2 separate regions of the Homo sapiens genome follow, and region 2 is linked to region 1. The links are chromatin loops, found by intact Hi-C in ENCODE. Cell type or tissue: mammary epithelial cell. All regions are shown on one strand. Links, peaks and the distances in the headings refer to the core of each region. The heading gives the core; the rest is flanking DNA.

Region 1 (2,919 bases), core at 118-2,617:
TTGGCTGACAGAGGCACAGGCGGAGGCCAGGGCAGCGTGGGGAGCAGGAAGCCCCCGTGGCAGAACAAGAAGCTCCCCGTGGGGGAACAGGAACCCAAGCCCCATGGGGGAACAGGAAGCAGGTGAACTTGCTGCCTCCCCTCCCAGCTGGTGCGTCCCCAGCAGACAGAGGCCCCAAAACACCGAGTGACTCAACCTACAATCAGGCTTGTTTCCAAAACCTTGATTTCCAGGTTTCAAAATTGTAAGCTAAGCCCCGTCCATGGCCATGTGCCGCCCAAAGACCCCCCTCAGCCCCTCAGCCTGTATTCTTGCCCCCATAACTGCAAGCACTGCCCGGGATGGCCAGTTCCATAAAGAGCCAGCTTCCTGATTGCATTATCCGAGGACGAACCTCCCCAGGACTGAGGAGTTCGTCCCCCGCGGCTGATCACACAAATGGATCAAGGGCCTCCTGCTTGGAGGCCGGAGGGGAGAGCAGGTGAGACAGAGTCATCGATTCCCAGGCAACGTGGAGCACACATCTGCGCCTGGAAGGGGGCTGTCCCATTCTCGTGGAAGTCAAGGGATTTTTACTTCATCCTCCCACAGGCATCCTTCCTGCGCTGTTTCAGAGCCTAGAAGCTGGGGTGCCCCACAGGACTTGGCCATGTCTGCACCTCAACCGACAGTCACTTAATATGTTTCTCGAATTAATTTTAAATGTAATTTTGCTTTTCCACTTAGGCTCATTGTAAGTAAAACGAGTGACATCATGGACTAATGTGCCTGTTATATTACTCTCTGTAACACATTCGAATTAATGTATAATAATACGTAAGAAATAACTAGTAAAATAAAGAACGTGTGTGCACATTCTTCCTAAAGAGCCTCTCTTGCACGGACAGGACTAGGCATAAGGTATTTGGGGAAACTGTCTCGCGAGAAGTGAGGGGCGGAGGCAGGTGTCCGGAGGCCTGCAGGTGCCACGGGGCTGAGGCCGGCCTCCTGCGCGGAGTCCCTCCCTCTGACCTCCCCGGGGTGCGAGCCCCACCTGCAAGGCGGTGGAGAGACGTCTCCATCTAGTGGCCGCCTGCTTCCATTACACTGGGAAGCAAGTTCCTGACCCTGAGGGTCCCGGGTTCCTTTTGGTGATGAAAACCCTCCGGAACTGAATAGCGGTAATGGCTGCACAACCTTGTAAATATACTAAAAACCCCTGAATTGGGCATTTTAAAGGCATGAATTATATGGTACGAGTTATATCTCCATTTTTAAGAGAACTTTTGTGAAAGGTTTCAATATATGAGCAGAAAAACCTTGTTCACGTCTTCTTATGGTGAAATGAAAGCATCTGAAGCACAGTGAGTGTGTCTTTTTTACTTTGTCCAGAAACATGAAGTTTAAAACATCCAGGGACCACAAGTCTTCGAGATAGAAATGTTTCATTTGTGCTTTTCTGTAAGCCACAGCTATAGTTACTACTGAATACCATTCTTCCAGGACCCTTTTATCTGATATTCTAATAAGTTGTTTCTTTTTAAAGGCACTTCTCCCTAAAAAGTGTTCTCAGGCTGCAATTACACGGATCTGAAGTGTGCGGCATACGGCTTTGCTCTCACTCTGCAGTGGAGCTTGTGGGTGTGGTGAAATGATGATGTTTTATTCTAAGGGGAGGCCGAGAACCATCTGCTTCTCGACGGAAACCATGTGTTATTACAAGACGCTACGTCAGGCGTTTTAACATGATACACTCCTTGCAATTATACTTACTAAACAGAACACCACTGCAGAATTTCCCTAATGTTCTCCTCACACACCAACTCAAGAATCTTCCCCTGCACCTCAAATGGTGCAATTATTTTGTAAAGGTCTTTGTCAGTGGATTCAAAATAACCAGAAACAATAATGATTATTATTTAGAATTCCAGTGTAATTTTCCAGCTGAGATGCAGCCTCAGGTGTGGACAGAGTGGAAAATGAGGTGATTTGTGTCCAGCCCGTCTTCAGGGAGGGGAGACCCTGCTACTGGCTCCTCATTGCCCGGCAGGGAGTGTCCTCCCCCAAAAGATGCTGGAATGTGGCTCCACGGGAGCCATGAATCCGTGTGACCCTAGGCTCGTCACTGTCACAGTGCACATTTCATGGCCTCAAACGGGTCTTCCTTGTGTGTAAACTTCAGAGAGAAAGTGCCTTCATGGGGTGAACACAGAAGTGCCACCCCAGGAAGCCTCTGCTGCCCAGCAGCAGGAAGGGGGGTCGAGTCTGAGGCCCCAAGGAAGGAGGAACTGAGCTCTGCTGTAGGGAGCCCCGTCCAGGGATGAGCAAGGCGGGAGGGGAAGGCCGGGAAGCGGCCAGGGAACTCTCTGAAGGCCGCCTTCACTCTGGAGCCTGGCCGAGGCTCAGCTGGCTTGACCACGCTGCGATATGCATCTCCCTCCGCCCAGCCCTGATTCCTCTCCTTTCCTCACACAGCCGTTGACCCTAAACAGATCTCACCTGCAAAATCCAACTGCATGTCAGCCACAGTCTACAGTGCACAGTGGAGACCTCAAAGACAGGATTATTCAGCCCAAAATGTTACTAGCGCTGTGGTTGAGAGATCCGGAAACAGGCTGACCGCGAAGAGAGAGGAGGCACAGTTAGTAAGGCCGGTGATGAGAGGGAACATCACCACCTCGTGCTAAGGGAATGGTATGAGCAAACATATGCCAATAAAGACGAAATGCAAAAATGCCTAGAAAGACACAAATGGCCAAAACTGACTTGAGAAGAAATGGAAAATCCTAATAGGCCTACGACAAGTAAAGACATTTAAAAATCTTCCCAAAAGAAAAGCCCTGTCCCCAATGGCTTCATTGGTCGACTTTATCAAATATTTAAAGAAGAAAATAATACCAATTCTACACAACTTTTTCAGGAAAACAAAGAGTAAGTAAT
Region 2 (2,919 bases), core at 105-2,604, 660 kb before region 1:
ACATGAAAGGTAAAAAGTAAGTAACCGGGTTGGGTGAGGGGAGAGGAAAAGAAGACTTTGCCAACATTTCTTTTAAAAACAACATTAAAAAACTTAACCTATTTAAAAGTGCACGTTTCTGTGATCAACAAAAAAGCATACCAATTAATTCCCAGCTTGCAGAGAGAGAGAGCTGATTATGTAACAGTTCTCGAATTTTATGTGCAGTACGTTTTCAACTTCCATGGCATATGCATTATCCAATATTTTTAGATCTGTTGTTCAAAGCCAGAAAAAGGTATGGAGTAACAGCAGGAATTACTTAGCAAGCTGATTCTTTTTTGTATACAAGATGATGGTAAAAGTGGGTCAAATTTCATTTCCAACTGCAATCTCTAAGAAGCTGTACCATTCATTTCCAGGTAGCCCTAAGAATATTTTCTTTTGGGGGGAATTCAGCAAAAGCACAACCAGGGTTTCTATTCTGTGTGCTGACCATTAGTTGGAATTTAGCATTCTTAAAAGTATTGGCACCAGCTTTTATTTAAGTACAATAAAAATCTTTTTCACTTCTAATGAGGATATGCACCATCTTTCAGTGCTGCAAGATAGTTTCAAGAAGCATAACTTTTAAATATAACAGGAAGGATTTTTTGTTTTTATTAGTTTTATTTTCCTACATGATTTGTTCAGTAGTTGCCAGAATAAGACCAACATGTTTTAGTCTTGGAAGGACAGGTTTGTAATTACAGCATACCTTAATTATTACACATTTCATACACAATGAAACAAACTGTATGTAAAAATTGAGCAATTTAATGTTCCAAGTAAACTTTTATTTAAAAAAAAAAACCTGTCTAGGGTTATTTCTCATGTAATTTCGACACATTTATGATTTAAAATGCAGCTAACTGATTTCTAAGCAAACCAGGCCAGTCACATGCCAGAAAGTATAAAATATTAATTGTAATAAAATAATGGAATGGTTTCTATGTTAGAGATGAAGATTGATTTGTTTCTTAATTAAAGGGAGGCGTTCTCCAGACTGAGACGGTGTCCACCAAGGGGATCCGATAATGCCAGTGTGGTGTCTAAATATTTTCCTCTGTGGGCCTGTCTTTTTCAATCACCTTCAGATTAGTTCTGCTTACTATCTAAAATCCCTACCCCCTTCGCATTCTCTGCGAGCATTAGCAGCCAGCTCGGCGCAGAAAGCCTTTTTGTCTGATGTCTGAAAAGGTGGGGTTGCAGAGTGCTGGCCAGCTTCCGACCGTCTCTCCCTGAAGGTGGGTAGTTAGAAGTGCTTTGACAAGCCTTGCTGATTTAACCTTTGCCTGCTTTGCCCTGCCAGGGGTGGCCACTAGATGTCAAGCTCATAATACAATTAGTGCATCTGTGCTGTTGACCTTGGCAACAGGGCTCACCACTGTTCTGTTAAGTGTTAACACTGAATCTGAGTGTTAACTAGAGATCCCGCGAGCTTGCGCCGTGCTGCACGGCTTCTCAGACGCCATCTAGTTCAGCACAAGTGTTTATAGTTCTTAAAGAAGAAGAGAAAACGGCTTTCTTTTGTGTCGTTATTGCATCTTGAACTGTTTAATTAACCCTGCAGGTGCCGCGGCACTTTGTCGTGATTCGTCGGCGTTACTGGTCTTTTCGAGAGTGACCTTCACCGCACTGTTTGGTAATTCTGTTGTAGGATCTGTATACGTGCAGAGTCACTGGCTTCAACGACCCAGGGCAGTGGCTTTTCCAGGATGATTTTTTGCATATGTGCAAACTTTGCCTGTAGAAATGAAAGTGCCATGAAGTGCTGACAAATGATGGAAATGATTCCATCGCCTGATCCCGAGTGTGAGCGGGCTGATGGTCACAGCTGATGGTAGCCTTGCTTCTGGACGCAGCGTGGCTCATGTGCCCCTCTAGAGCTATTTACATGTAGGCATTTATATGTCTAAGTGGTTTTGCGTATTTATTTCTATGCATAGTGGATTTGAAAAATGGACAGTGTTTGGGTGCTTTCAAGTAGGCATGTCATGAAATAGCACGTTTAATTTCATGTGTCGGATCAGTGAGACCACAGCCTTTGAATGTAAACCATCTGCATCTTCACCAAAAGTGATTTAGCAAAACCTTGTTTTCACCCCCTCATCAAATTTCGATTGAAATTGTTTGCATCAGCTGACATATTTCAGGTCTGCGTATTTTTCATTAGGCATAGATAGTGATACACACGCGTTCCTTATAAGTGTGATGACAGCATAACATCTAAATGAAAGAACTATTGTGCAACCTTGAAGTGTAACAAACGTCTTATTATTTGAAGCAGCGTCGAGGGCAGATAGTTAAAGCAAATGCGAGTGCTGTCCAGCTCCCATCTGCATGTACCCATAAAGGCAACCGTGTCTCCTCCCGGGTGCTTCACTGCACAGGTTAAAAACTGCAAATGTTTTAAGCAGAAGACAGTTGGTGACTGTGCCACAGGTGGTCGTGACTTAACAAATTTGAGGTGTGGGCCATGGCGTCGACGCGCGGGAGTGTGTGGTCAGAGCCGCGTTGAGCATGGCAAGAGTGCCCTCCACTGTTCAGCGCTGTGCGTACACACTCTGAGGTCTCGGGAAAAGGACAGAAAATTTTTCTATTGCGTCTGGAATTTCTTCTACATTGTTAAACACAGTAGGGGTCTCTATTTGTCTCCTCCTGTTTCACAGCTTGGGCTCAGTATGTGATAATTCATCTTTCTTTATGGGATTCAAAGCTATCATAAGGAGTTAAAAAGAATTAATTTGCAAGAAAATAAGTGTCTCCTAACAATTTAGGAAAACTGGAAAAAAATGCTTTCTGGATTTTTAAGAGATGGAAAGGCAAAGGAAAAAGTCCGTCTTCCTTTCCTGAAGATCCACGTGGCATTTTAAAGTTACTCATTGAAGTGGATAAGTT

The links. Peaks named below come from ENCODE experiments on the same cell type or tissue, not always from the same donor. Only the 100,000 strongest peaks of a DNase experiment are listed, where the experiment ranks them.
Region 2: it touches region 1 in a loop (16-fold over the local background); 2 of 110 quality-filtered maps call a loop at or near these places.

The regions. Positions count from the first base shown.
Region 1 is chr18:79,643,199-79,646,117 of GRCh38, forward strand. All of the region lies in intron 2 of CTDP1-DT (CTDP1 divergent transcript), which reads right to left. Among named protein-coding and RNA genes, the nearest start is that of CTDP1-DT, 35 kb to the right of the region's middle. RefSeq lists an enhancer at 1,768-2,282. In mammary epithelial cell, for the core only: a CTCF peak has its summit at 1,065 (motif pointing left); no DNase peak of the experiment used is centred there.
Region 2 is chr18:78,983,806-78,986,724 of GRCh38, forward strand. All of the region lies in intron 1 of SALL3 (spalt like transcription factor 3), which reads left to right. Among named protein-coding and RNA genes, the nearest start is that of SALL3, 5.4 kb to the left of the region's middle. RefSeq lists enhancers at 1-363, 1,058-1,572. In mammary epithelial cell, for the core only: CTCF peaks have their summits at 1,336 (motif pointing right) and 2,563 (motif pointing left); no DNase peak of the experiment used is centred there; H3K27me3 peaks cover 292 bases.